Linked DNA regions of Mus musculus: all the other regions are linked to region 1. A link is a loop called in an ENCODE intact Hi-C map of the cell type or tissue named here. Cell type or tissue: left cerebral cortex. All regions are shown on one strand. Links, peaks and the distances in the headings refer to the core of each region. The heading gives the core; the rest is flanking DNA.

Region 1 (4,706 bases), core at 1,476-3,975:
GGTTAAGAACACTCACTGTTTTTCTAGAGGTCCTGAGTTCAATTCCCAGCAGCCACATGGTGGCTCACAACCATCTGTAATGGGATTGGATGCCCTCTTCTGGTGTGTCTGAAGACAGCTACAGTGTACTCATATACAATAAATGAATAAATTTGGCCAGGCAGTGGTGGCTCACACCTTTGGTCCCAAAACTTGAGAGGCAGAGGCAGGCAGATCTCTGAGGACATCCTGGTTTACAGAGTGAGTTCCAGGACAGCCAGGGCTACACAGAGAGACCCTGTCTTGAGAAAAGCAAAAAACAAAAAACAAAAAAAAACAAAAAAACAACAACAACAACCCAAAAGCAGTACAAAGCATCCATTCGCCGTTCACCCCACAGCTCCTGCCTTTCATTCTCTATCCCCTGAGCATGTGGATCCAGTCCCAGATCCTCTCAGCCTCACTCCTGGGTTTTCTTTTGAGAAAAGATCCTTTGTCTGAAGGACCTGGGAGGACTTCCCAGATGGGCCTTTCCCCCCAATCCTTTGCTCTGAGATTGCCTTTGATCTCATTGCTTTTGTGTATTCTTGCAAGTATGTAGAGCCAGCACCTGGAAGGAATAACAAAGACAATGGCTATTAGGATTCTTCAGCCATGGCTGGTTCCTCCCCCAGCTCCTGAACTCAGAACTCTTCATGTGACATCAGGGCAAACTGATTTGAAACTCTGGCCTCTGCCTTTGCAGGACCTAGGGGTGCAGAGAGAGAGATCAGTCAAGGTATTCAGCACTCCTGACCACCAGCAACATGGCATTGCAGTCTTAGCTGTGGGAAGGTTCTGAGGCCCAGGCTGCTTCTCAGGTGATAACACCTAAAGTCTAAGAGCTGCTCACTCTGCCTAGGCATCTTTCCAGAAAAAAACAAAAAAAGCTCTGTGTGTGTGTGTGTGTGTGTGTGTGTGTGTTGAATGCAGTTGCTCTGTTGTAGAGGCCAGAGGCTAGCATTTGATGTCTTCCTCCGATGCTCTGTGCCTTTATTTTTTGTGGCAGGGTCTCTCACTGATCCAGAGACCCTGAACCAGCTGGGCTGCTTAGCTAAAGCATTTCAGGGACCTACCTCTCTCCAATTCCCCAGCGCTGAGAGTTGTGTTGCTGTGCCTGACTTTTCACATTGGTGCTGGGGAGTCCGATAAAATCAGGTCCTTGTGCTTACAGCTGGCTCCTTACCCACTGAGCCAGCTCCCCACCCAGCTCCACTCATGCCCATTTCAAAAGGGAAACTGAGGCCCAGGGAGCCGAGGTCCCAACCATCTGGTATCAGAGCCAAAGCTTCTAAGCTGGAGCATAGAGGTTCAAGCAACTAGATATCCTGCCTTCTAGAGCAGGCCCAATCCTGGAGCGTGCCTCAGACACTCTGGCCCAGTTTGTTCCCCGCTCTGTAGTCACAGGGCACTCTACACATACTTTGAAGTACTCTTTAGGATAAGATAACTAATACCATATGGGAACAGCATGAGGTCACATGCTTAGGAACATATAGGAACTCAGGAAATGCTGATGTCCTTAATTAAATCATGGTTAAATTTGGTGTTTAATAGACTGTGGTCCCTCAGCCATCTGCAGGAGATTGGTTCCAGCATTCCTGAAGATGCCAAAATTCTCAGATGCCTGGTCCCTGCTGTAGAAGGATGCATCTAACCAAGCTCCATCTCCTGTGTTCTTGAACTCACATAATAATATCACAGCAAAACAAACAGTTGCTGGAGCACATTGTGTAGAGGTGATGACAGGAAACAAAAGCTATCTACCTCCAATTATGTCACTTGGGAATCTTAGAATCTCAAACCCAAGGCCAGCCTGAGCTCCATATGAGACTCTATCTCAAAACACAGAAGTCTGGGGACTGGGTAGAGTGTTTGCCTGGCATATTCAAGTCCCCAGGCGAGATTACCAGGACCCAGGAGTTTACGTTCAGCACAGGAGCGGTGCCCTGCTCCTCAGATGCTTTCTCTCCACTGTGTGTTAAGTTCATGGACCAGAGCCTGTGGGTACAGAGGCCAACTGCATGTACTTTACCAGTGAGAGAACCACAACCACAGAGCCAAGTCTTCCAGCAGCATTGCAGTGCTTGGGAGTTTCAGATTACAAACCTGATTGCCAGGAGTGAGTGGCAGTGACCTCTGATCTTCATCGGCAAAGCAGGTACAGGTCTAGTATCTCTCCCGGGCTGGCCTCCAGGAACCAAGCGCTAAACACCCAGTGAATGCTCCCTGCTTGGATCAATCTAAGCTGTGGTTTGGGGGCTTTTCCTCTGTGCTCTAGTGCCTCCAGAACTGCTCAGAGAGGGGAAGGCAGAGCTCAAGATGGGAAAAGTAAGGCTTGCTTTTAAGGACTGCCGAGCATTGAGACCAGACAGGCAACAGGAGGGTGACCCAGCCCTCCACCACTTTGCTGGAGTCTGGAAGACACTTCTTGTTATCTCCCAGGAGTATCTAGGGCTCACTCTGGGAACAGGGAAGGTGAATGTGGCCTTAGAGTTTCTTCACCTCCTCTCCTTGTCTGGTCTGTTGTGTGTCCATTCTCCCCTGTCCCCTTCTTGTCCCTGGTGCACCCCTACCCCAGCCCGCTGATCCCAGCAGGAGGCGGTGGCCACAATGCTGTGCATCTGCAGGAGGCAGCAGAGAGCAGAGTGTTGCATCTGTGGGCGGCTGGAGCAGGGCCAGGGGAGCTCACAGCCAGATTGAGTGGGAAGGTGACAATTTATTCTTTCAAAGTGGGAGATCTGGATTCCACGGATGTGTTTTCATCCCAGAACAAGCTCAGCTCCTAACGGCTTTGACTCCCCCCACACCCCCAGCTGGGAGACCTTGGCTGCTGCTAATTGAGAAAAAGACCATGCAGTTTGACTTCTTGGTTTCCTGAGCAACAAGCCTCCGCCTCCTGCTCTGGCACCTCCTGTCTGCCTCTCTCCCTGTATCCCCCATACCCTTCTCCAGCCCCACCTTGGATTCCTGCTCCTTCACAGATTCTTGGTCCTGCTGAACCATTCCCCCCACCCCCACCCTACTCCAAACCACTCCACCCTCTGCCTGGGCCATGCCCTCTGCCTGGAACACTTTGATTCATACCATGCTTAGGGTCTCTACTCATTCATTACCTTTTCCAGGAAGCCTCTCGAGTCTTCACATCTGCTTGTGTGCAGTGCTTAGATGCTTCAGGGGTAACCTTGTCATTGCCCATGGGGTTTGGCGGGGGGTCGGGGGGTGGGGGGTGGAGCTTGAAGTGCTCTGTCCTATTTGTGAGGTCCTTGCTGACAGGGACCAGAGAACCATTAATTCTTTCCAGTTGTGCCAGCAAGACTCACATCCACAAGTTAAGTATTAATGACATCATTTCTGTGTGCTCCCCCGCGCTCCCCCCCCCCCGTTGACTCTTGTGTCCCACAAGCTACCTATGAGCAAGTGACCTTTAACAAGGTAGTCAACCTCTCTGTGCTCCAAGTTCCTTTGTAAAGTGCAGTGATTGTGGTGTTTACCTTACCAGGTATGTAAAGATTAAATTAGTATGTGCAAAGCTGCACAGTGCACAGCACACGGCGAGTGAATAGTAAAGGCTGGTTTGGTTGTTTTCTAAAGGTCAACATACAAATTCAAAGGTGTGCCTGTGAAGATATACAGCCTAGCAGAGGCTGGTTGGGTCCAGCTGATGAAACCCTTCTAAGGTCAGCTTCTAAGCTCCCAAAGGCAAGGGGAGAAGGAAAATTCCAGATGGGTAGGAGTTAATTCTTGTGCCTCCCCACCTTCCAATTAAAGGTCTCTGCTGGCCTGCATGGAAAGAGGGCAATGGGGCAGTGACCTGCCACAGCCCATTTTCTGGTTTATTTCAACTCAGGCATGCAGAAATGCCTCTTTCCTGGAGAGGGGGGCCTCAAAGGGACCAGAATTAGGGAGATGCAGGTATTTCTGGAAGTATTTTCTACCTGAGGTTAGAAGACTTCGAAACCAAATGGCATTTTCCTCCTCCTTTTCCCACCCAGCCCCACTTCATTAACTAATTATTAATTCCTCTTTACCAAGTGCTAGCCAAGGTGGGAAGAAAGAGGGAAGGGCAAGAGAAATGAAGGAGAGGAAGGGAGGAAGGGAGGAGGGGAGCAGAAGGGCTGGAAGGAGAAGTGGAGGGAGGAGGAGGAGGGAGGAGGGATGGAAGGAGGAGGGAGGGAGAAAGGAGTGAGAGGGAGGGAGTAATGAAGGAGAGGGGGGAGGGAGGGAAGAAGGGGTGAGAGGGAGGAGGGAGGGAGGAAGAAGGAGGGAGGGAGGTGGGAGGAGGGAGGAGGGAGGAAGAGTGGTTCTTCTACAGGTTTCATCTTTCTACTTACAGATGAGCAGTTCCAAGCTTTCACACATTCGCACTCACCCATGTTTGCTAAGATGTGCTTTCTGCACCCCCAGCCTTGGGTGTTGCCAGTGAGAGTCCAGGCCATACCATGTTGCTCATCAATCACATGATAGTGTAGAACAGTCTGGAAAACTCAGATCTGGCAACTTCAGCAAACCTTCAGTGCTGTTTGAATACATCCCTACATGGCTGTATTTCATTCAAAACCTGGACTACAGAGATGGCTCAGGGTTAAGCTTAGAGTGTTTTAGAGGAGCCAAGTTCAGTTCCCACTTCAGCAATACATCAGGTGGTTCACAACTGCCTAAGACTCCAGCTCCCGAGGATCCAGTGC
Region 2 (4,706 bases), core at 1,441-3,940, 64 kb before region 1:
GGGGTCCAGACTCAGGTCTGCGTGCTTATGAAGCAAGGACTCCTATGGGGCATCTCTCCAGCCCCAGTTCTGTGAAATCCTGCCAGATATACAGATTTGTGACCCAACCACCCTAGGAACACTTTTGCCACTAATGCTGACCTGTTGAATCAGGAGAGGGGTTGTCCAAGGTATAAAGCTATCACTCATTTTGACTTTCAGAAAGTGATTTGGAAGAAAAAAAATACAAAAAACGAGGGCAGTGGAGTTGATGATGCACAGATGTTTCTCAGGCAAACTCTGCCGGTAATCGGCTTCCTTCCCATGTCCAGCCTGGAGATGAGAGGCATGTGATTAGCTGCTGGGGAAACCACCCCAAGGCCACAGGCTGAGCTGTGACTCCAAGAGGCCATTAAGCACCCCCGTGTGCACCCTCTATGGGCAGAGGGAGCTGAATGGTCCAGAGAAGGAGAAGGTGCAACTAGGAAGAGACATACTGTGTACACTGCACTGTTGAGGGTGGCCCAGCCCACTGGGTTACAAACAAGGTATTTGTACAAGAACATGCCGGGGGCATCTCAAAGCTATTCAGTCTTGGTCAAGAATTCAGTGACCTGGGGCTGCCTCACAGAGGCACGTTGCTTGGTTTGTGGAGAGAGTTATGTGCTTAAGGATCAAACGCAGAGCATTGTGCTTGCTAAGTGTGTACCCTTTCCCGTGAGCCATGTCACATCCCAATGGCACACAGGTTCACCAGCGTGGGGACAAGAGGACTGTCCTGTTAGCTGTGTGTGTATGTGTTTGTCTTTCAAGATGGATATCTGCCCCTTTCTTCATATGGATTCCCCAAGAAGAAGGCCCCAAGGGAAGGCACATCATTTATCAGGGAGATGCCACCAATTGGAAACACCAGGAGGGATTTGGAACGTCAGAAAGAGTGTGTGATGTGCATATCAACACAATGGGCCATTGTCTGGTACTTAAACTTGCCAGGGACATAGGATTTTGTGCAAGGCACACATAGGAGCCCAGTGTTGTTCATCCACAGAACTGTTAAGTGAAGGCTATTGAGAACTGGGAGCTTAACTCCCTGGCAGTTTTGGTCTGTGGTCCTAGTAGGTAAGAGACCTCTGATGCCCATCGTGGGAGGTGGCATCCAGACTCAGGTCTTTGAAGCAGGGAGGACAAGGAGAGGGCAGGCAGGGTACAGGGACTGTCGTGAGTCTGGCTTCAGACCATAGATACTTTCTCTGGGTGAGTCTTCCCTCTTGCATTGCCATCAGGACCTGCTGGGTACTTCCTGCATCTAAGGCGATAGCAGGACCATTGATGTCCAAAGCATTACCCCATTTCAGCCACTCAGAAGTTTACAATTGGGGCATGGGGGAGAGTTCCGTCTTACCAAACTCAAACAGCATCCTTCATCGAAAACCCTGGAGAAGCAGAGAAATTGTTTGACACCCACATACCCCAACCCGGAGGTCTTGCTCTGTGTTCATTTCCCTTCCAGCATGGTCCTCCAGGAGTCATGCTGTGGCCTGCTCCCCACCCCTCCCTCTCTTCCTCCCTCACCTCCCTCTCTCCATTCTCTCTTTCCCAATCCCTTTCTCTTCCTTCCCTCCCCATCCTTTCCTCCTCCGTCCTATGAAGCTGGTAGCCAAGGCTTCCCTGCTGGCATTTGAACCCAGATACAGAGGGCTTTGCTCTTAGCAAAGAGCAAACCTACCAGCAACTTAGACTAGCCTTGAACTCACAATCCTCCTGCTTTAGACTCCCGAGCGCTAGGATCACAGGCATGCACCATCATGCCTGGCTAGGATGATTTTCATGTATTGGCTTGGCAGGAGGCTCAGCTAGTTATGTGATGCCGTGCAAGCATTAGGACCTAAATTTAGTACCCACTTAAAGACCTAAGTTCCAGGCGTGCGTCTGTAATCCCAGTGCTTGTGGGGCTGGGGCAGAAGGACGTTTGGGTTCAGTGTGAGACCTCGCCTCAAAACATAAGGTGGAAGGGGACTGGAGAGATGGCTCAGTGGTTAGGAACACTGGACGCTCCCCTAGAGGACTGGGGTTCAATTTTCAGTTCCCACCCAACAGCTCACAACTGTCTGTAACTCTAGTTCCAGGGGATCCACCATACCAGCCATGCATGTAATGTATGTTTATGTGCATGTAGGCAAAACACCCATGCATATAACATAAAATAAATATTTACATAAAAATAAGGTGAAGAGCCACTGAGAAAGATACTGGATATTGACCTTTAAGCCCCCCACATGCACATATACACATAATGCATGAACGCACACACACAAGACCACATACATATATGCCACACCACACACACACACACGCACGCACGCACGCGCAGCTGTTTGGGACTCAAAGGAGAATCAAGAGGGAGATGTATAGGTTTCCCATCACTCCCCTCCACACCCCCCTCCACTCAGTCCTCCCTTTTCCACCTCACTCACCACAGCAGTCTGTATGGTACCAGAGACAAGCCCACGTTAACACATCACTATTGCAGTTTGGGGTACACTGTTAATGTGTACATCCCATGGATCTGGGTAAATGTCTAGTGACATATGTGCACTGTGATAGCAGCAGATAGAGTGGTGTCACCAGGGCTTGTGAGATACTCAGAGTTCTGTGCTGATTGGGCTCAGTACCTGGAAACTGCCTGGAGTTACAGACGCCCCCAGCCTGCCTTCTGGACTGCTAAAAACAGCCTGGTAAACAGAGGCTCCTAACTGCCTTCTGTATTTTGAGATTCCTCACCAACTGCTACTGTCACCATTCAGCCCTTAGCCAGGCAAATGGCAACATTTTAAACTTGTTCAGAGATGCTGTCAGCCCTGACCTTTTAGAACCCTGGTGTGTGTGTGTGTGTGTGTGTGTGTGTGTGTGTGTGTGTGTGTGTGTTAAAGCTCTTTCTGACTCAGCTTCTGATAGACAGCCCCATAGTGCTTCTGGGGAATAGACCAGAGCCTTATAGGGCAGCAGAAACTACAAGTTTCCCTGTGTGGTGGCCTCTTGTGCCCCTCCTCCCTCAGTAGAAATCAATTTCACACTTGAGAGCTTATTAAAATTTTAATTACATTCTTAAATTTACTTAGTGTACATATACTGTGGAGTGCTTGAGGAGGTCAGAGGACAACTTGTGGGGACTGTGTAGGATCCAGGATCAAACTCAGGTCATCAGGCACGCAGCAAGCACCCTCACCTGCTCTGCTGTTCTAACTTGCTTTCTATTGCGGTGACAAACATTATGACCAGAACCTGCTTGGACAGGAGAGGGTTTAATTTGGCTTATATATGGGTCACAGTCCATTGAGAGAGGCCAAGGCAGGAACCTGGAGCAGGAACTGAAGCAGAAGGCAGTAAAGAGTGCTGCTTACTGGCTTGCTCCCTATGGGTTCGCTCAGCATCTCTCTCTCTCTTTCTCTCTCTCTCTCTCTCTCTCTCTCTCTCTCTCTCTCTCTCTCTCTCTCTCCTTCCCTCCCTCCCTCCCTTCCTTTTTTTATTTATTCACTTTACATTCCACTCACTGACCCCCCCCCATTGCCCCTCCCACAATCCTCCCCTCATCCCCTCTCACCTCTGAAAGAGTGCCCCCTCCCTGGGTACTCCCCGACCCTGGCACATCAAGTCTCTGTGAGGCTAGGCACACTGAGACCAGACAAGGCAGCCCAGCTAGAACATACCCCATGAACAGGCAACAGCTTTTGGGACAGCCCCCACTTCAGTTGTTTTGGGACCCACATGAAGACCAAGCTACATATCTGCTACATATGTGTGGGGAGGCCTAGGTCCAGCCCATGTTTGCTCCTTGGTTGGTGGTTTGGTCTCTGAGAGCGCCTAAGGGTCCAGGTTGGTTGACTTTGTTGAACTTCCTGTGGAGTTCCTACCCCCTTCAAGGCTGCAGTCCTCCCCACAACTCTTCCATAAGAGTCCCCAAGCTCTAACCATTGTTTGTTAGCCTACTTCCTTATACAACACAGGACATGCCCAGGAGTGGCACTGCCCACAGTAGGCTGGACTCTTCTCTATCATTTAGCAATCAAGAAAATGTCCCACAGACCTGCCTTCAGGCAATCTGATAGAGATATTTTCTCAATAGAGGTGCCTCTCCTAGCCTGTGTCAAGATGGAAAAAAAAAAAACCAACAAAAAACAATCAACCAGGACACCTGCTGTGCCATCTCACTGGCTCCACATGAGCATTTGATCCCTAGTTACGAGAACTAAAGGAGGAAGCAGAAGCAATGTGGGTGAACATCCCTACTTCTTAAGTAAGGAGGCTGCATCACAGAAAGATTGACTAGTCCAAGGTCACACAGATTTTCATGGTAGAATCAGGATTAGTTGGGTAGCCTGACTTCAAGACAGGTCTCGCTACTGTCCTAACCATCTCTACCGCCCGCCTTCCTCAGATAACATGGTTCAGTGTCAGATAAAAGCATGGGCCTTGCAGTCACACAGGCCTGGGTTCAAGTCCCGGTTCTCCCACCTACTAGATAGGTATGCTCAGAAAGCTTCCATTTCAGTGCTCAGCCTCAATTTTCTGCCTGTCACGGGAGGCTTGTACGGTGTGAAGATTCAGCCTCTCATGGCCTCTGTGGCAGCCTCCTCGGGAGCATTCACTGTGAACCGCTTGACCTAGAATTCTGATACCAAATGTATGTGTTAGCCTCCACTTCTCTTGAGACCATCTTTGTTTCAATT
Region 3 (4,706 bases), core at 1,441-3,940, 77 kb before region 1:
AAATCTGAGCTGGACTGGGCTATCTCCAGCCTTAGAGGGCTCGCCTTGATTTGTTTACGAGGAAGGGTGGGAGTGAGCAAGAGCCAAGAAGATGTTAACATCTGGGAAGAAACCCAGACGGTCTCCTCCTTACTGGCTCCCTGTGCACCCCAAAGCCCTGACTTGGGCTGCACCTCCCTTTCCGTCTAGGATCTGTCTTAAGCTGGTCATGAGGATTTGACACCTGCCAAGTGGGTTAATACCACCATGTTTCCTTTTAAATCATGAAATCCCGGGTCTGTAAAAAAAAAAAAAAAAAAAAAAAAAAAAAATGGCTTAGCTGGCAAAAGCGCTTGCCACAAAGTCTGATGACCTAAGTTTGATCCTTGGAACCAGGTGGAGGAGGTTAGAGGATGGTCTCCTGAGACTCATCCTCTGACCTCCACATGGTGTCGTGGATGTGTGTGAATGCACACACACACACACACCCACACACACACACACACACACACAGAGAGAGACACACAGAAGAAATGTTATAATTTTTCAAAAGAAAATAAATCCTGGGTCCATAGAGGAGTCCTTCTTGGAAGAAGAGGAGGGGGCTTAGAGCTCAGGAACCTATGGGGAGAAGATGGGGTAAGGGGTGGAACCACACCAGGGAGGGAGGATCAGCTCCTGGCTCCCTCCCAGCCCCTCCCCCATTTGTGGGTGGTCGAAGGATGCTCTCTACCAGCAGGATTGGAGCAGGATTGGAAGGTAGGGCCCTGGCAGGGGCGGGGGAGTCAGCCTGTCAGTTTAGCTAATCAGGCCCTCTTGGGTTGGCTTCTGGCTATTTCAGTCTGAGAAGGTTTTCGAGTCCCCCAAAGTGTGGCTGTGTGCTGAGTAGCATGACGAGCTATCTACCCGCTCTGATTCATAACAGCACACGGTGCACATCAAATGGAAACGCTCACAGTTCCCGTTTATTCGCTGTTAGTTAACCAAGAGGCTCCCAGCAGCCCTGCAAACATAGCCATACCTTGGTAGTAAAGTCAGCTCCCTCCCCAAAATGGTGAGTGCGAAGGAAGACGCGGGCTGCTTTCTGTTGTTTTTGTCTTGCTGTTCTTTGAGTTGCTGGAATATTGCTAAACTGGTCTCTCTCTCTCTCTCTCTCTCTCTCTCTCTCTCTCTCTCTCTCTCTCTCTCTCTCTCTCCCTCTCTCTCTCTCTCTCTCTCCCACCCGCCCAACCCTGGCTTCACCGTGGCTCTCTAAAAGGGCAGTTGGAACCACTGAACGAGGTGGGTTAATTCAATCATCTGTTTGGTCTGGATTCTAATCAAATGCTTGCCTTTCCGTTTGGAGTCTGGTGTGGGGCTGGGGCATGATTGAGTACTGAGTCACAGGGTATTAAGAAGGGTACAGTTTCTATTCCCTTCTACCAAAAGGGAGACCCTGACAAAAGGGGCATTGCTGGACAGACAGCGTGTGTGTCCCAACTCAACCGGTCTCCCCCAGTTTAGTTGCATGTCCCTGGGGCTATTTTTCCTGAAGTATCTTTTTCTCTTTTGCCAGGAGAGAACCCTATGCATTGTGTGTTTGAGAACATATTGTCTGGCCCTCTCTATGTTGTGATAACCACCCACCTGTCAAGAAAGGCACACACATACACTACCAAGGCAAACACCTGCAAGCGCTCGGCTTGCTCCAAGTATCTGCAGCCACTTCTGTTTGCTGTCCCGTATGCCACAGTGCATAAATAAGAGAGAAAAAAAATTTTTTTTTCTTCTACCAGCAATTCTGCTCTGGGAATTTTCATTTATCTGGGAATTTATTTATCATGGGTGGGGCAATCCCAGATGGGCTGTTTATAATTTGGGGTGTTCTCTCTCTCTCTCTGCCCCCCCCCCGCAATGGCCCCAGGGCTTGCTTTCTAGAATCTCTGACGTGCTGCTGTGCGGCTGGACTTGCCAACACTGCTGTCAGAGGTGCTATGAGTCCAGCTGCTGCCAGTCCAGTGAAGATGAAGTGGAGATCTTGGGGCCTTTCCCTGCCCAGACTCCTCCATGGCTGTGAGTACCCCGCTTGGGAGTTTACCTCCCAGCAGCCTCTCCCCTGGAGGGTGGGCAGGGTGGGGGATACACTGAGTTTCCATGGACATAACCAAGAAGGGCCTCTTTATGCCCCCTCATTTGTGGGCAAGCTGGTGCGACCAGCTGGTGGTGAGGCTCCTGCTCACACCAAGCTTCTGAGATGCTAGCCGGGTGATGCTAATCTTGGGGACACTTTAAGTAGTCTAAGTATCCAAGCAGAAAAGGATCTGTGTTCTGTTTTGAAGAACTTTGAGAAGGTAGCAGTGTCTAAGTGCCTCCTTCCCAGGCAGCATGGCAGACTGACATAAGGCCCAGCCCCAGGCCTGCACCAAGTATGTGCTTGGTGAATCTGAGCTGCTAGCACCTTTCTGATGCTGCTTTTGGCTGGCCTGAACAAGGCCTTATAACCCCAGGAAAGGATGCCCAAGCCCATGCATACTGCATCTGGTGCTGGCGGTGTTCACCCCAGCTCCTTTCATTTTATTTCTAATCTACTCCCCTCCTGCACCCGAATACAACATCTCCATCTGCTAGTCTCTCAGATATTTTGGGAATGCAGTTTTGAAGCGCAGCCACATGTCTGATCCACCTCTCTGTGGCAGGGAGAGGGATGTGGTCAGAGACTGAGGAGGAGCCAGGAGACCAGGGTTGGGAAAGACCTAGCAATCAACAACAGCTGCTGGGAACTCTGGGAGGGAGGCCCAGCGAGGAGATGGCGCTGGGTATGACGGAATCCAGGGGTAGCACTTGAATCTGGGGCTGAAATCCCAGAAGTCCCTGGAGCCCCAGTTTTCCTCTGGGTTGGGGATCATGGCCTGTGTGCTCTTTTTAGAAGCAAGTTTCAGATGTTGCCAGAACAAATTGGCTTCAAGTCAGTGCGAGTTCCATCAAGTTCAGTTTCTACGACAGCTTTCTAGCTCTGAGAAAGTTGCTTGACTTTTCTGAGTCTTGGTTTTCCATCTGTAAAATGGGACAATAAAAAAATTAGTATTTACCACATGTGTTTGATGAATTTGTATTTAGAAAAGTTCGTAACAGTGCTTGAGACTTTGTTGATGATCAAAATGAATGGAACATCCATTATTTGTTTATTTGTTTGTTTATTATTGAGACAGGGTTTCACTGTGTAGCCTTGATTTATCTGGAACTTTCTTTATAGACCAAGCTAACCTTGAACTCACAAAGATCTGCCTGCCTCTGCCTCTCGGGTACTGGGATTAAAGGCATGGTGGCCTTGCTTATTTTTATTTTTTTTTTTTAAGACAGAGTCTCAGGTAGCCCAGGCTGACCTTGAATATGTAGCCAAAGATGACCTTGAACTTCGACTCTTCCTGCATCTACCTCCTAAGTGCTGGAATTACAGGCATGTGCCACCACACAGGGCTAAGAATGTTAGGTGAGCATTCTACCAACTGAGCTCTGCCCCCGGCCTTATGATTTTATAAATCCTGGTTTGTCTTTGATTATATCAACTAGAGAATGAGAATAATAAAATAATTTGCTTTACAGGCTGTAATTAAGAGTAAACGAAGAAAGCTAGCCATAGTAATGCATATCTTTAAGCCCAGGTCTGGAGAGGCAGAAGCAAGAGGACTGTGAGTTCAAGACCAGCCTGAGCTACATAGTGAGGCACTGTCTCAAAAACAAATGTGAACGAGCTATCTTCAGAATGCATTTAGCCCAGGAGCAGAAAGCATCCTTTTGGTCTTGTGAGGACACAATTTATCTCTAAGTTGTGGCCTGACTCCAGTAGGTGGCACAGAACTGAGATGTGACAGACAATCCCATTTCATAGAGTCCTTAGATCAGAGTAGTTCAGACCATTTGGAGCCTAAAAAACCACATATCTTAGTCACTCAATAGAATAGCTGATGGCCAGGTACAGTGTCTCGTCTGTATTCCCAGTCCTAAAAACAGAGGTGGGAGGATCGTGCATCCCAGGCCTGGGACGCACAGCAACGCTCTGTCTCAGAAACTCAAGGGATGGGGATGGAGTTCAGTGCTTGCAGTGGGACTCAAGGTTTGATTCTCAAATGGGAGACAAAACGGAAGGAAAAAAGACATCCAAATGCATACATGCATGTGCACAAATGTGTGCGTGATTCCGTGTGTAAAGTTGAAAGGCCTGTTGACCATCTGACAAACCTTAGGAGGAGACTGAGAAAGCGTCTTAAGTCACCAGCACAGAGAAGTGAGGCTCAGTTCCCTTGGCAGTTGCTCACCTCGTCTTCCCTGATCTTTGGTGTATGGTGTGTGTGCACATGTGTACATTTTGTGAGTACCCATGGAAGTCATGGGACAAGCCTTCACCTTCTACCTCAAGACAAGGTGTCTTGCTGTTCTCCACTACATACACCAAGTCCCTATTTCTGCCTCTTATCTTACAGTAAAAATGCTGGCCTTCATTAGAATCTGAACTCAGATCCTTAGCGTTATGTGACAAATGCTACGCACTGAACCATCTTCCAGCCCTGTAGTTTGTTTGTTTGTTTGTTTGAGTGCATATAGTGTGTGAGTCACTGACATCGTCATGGGGTTAGATGGGCTTTTGTCAACAGGCTCAGGGACTTTTCAGTGTTGTCTAGGACATAGAGCAAGCATGGGAGTCAGGTTACCTACCAATGCTATGTCAGTTTGCACTGCACTATTTGGAG

Evidence for each region. Peaks named below come from ENCODE experiments on the same cell type or tissue, not always from the same donor. Only the 100,000 strongest peaks of a DNase experiment are listed, where the experiment ranks them.
Region 2: a loop joins it to region 1, with 11 times the contacts of the local background. A loop is called at or near these places in 3 of 42 quality-filtered maps.
Region 3: a loop joins it to region 1, with 5 times the contacts of the local background. A loop is called at or near these places in 2 of 42 quality-filtered maps.

What each region holds. Positions count from the first base shown.
Region 1 is chr7:118,362,857-118,367,562 of GRCm38, reverse strand. It overlaps the pseudogene Gm32766. Among named protein-coding and RNA genes, the nearest start is that of Gm35309, 36 kb to the right of the region's middle. In left cerebral cortex, for the core only: a CTCF peak has its summit at 2,649 (motif pointing right); DNase peaks (open chromatin) are centred at 1,704, 2,079 and 2,752; H3K27ac peaks cover 1,229 bases.
Region 2 is chr7:118,427,114-118,431,819 of GRCm38, reverse strand. The region is part of intron 5 of Syt17 (synaptotagmin XVII); the gene reads left to right. Among named protein-coding and RNA genes, the nearest start is that of Syt17, 14 kb to the left of the region's middle. In left cerebral cortex, for the core only: no CTCF peak of the experiment used is centred there; a DNase peak (open chromatin) is centred at 2,683.
Region 3 is chr7:118,439,673-118,444,378 of GRCm38, reverse strand. It overlaps Syt17 (synaptotagmin XVII), which reads left to right and starts at 819. Exons shown (of 8, transcript NM_138649.2): 1 at 819-1,033; 2 at 1,243-1,260; 3 at 1,883-2,031. The coding sequence starts at 1,031. In left cerebral cortex, for the core only: no CTCF peak of the experiment used is centred there; DNase peaks (open chromatin) are centred at 1,591, 2,228 and 2,624; H3K4me3 peaks cover 1,100 bases; H3K27ac peaks cover 1,322 bases.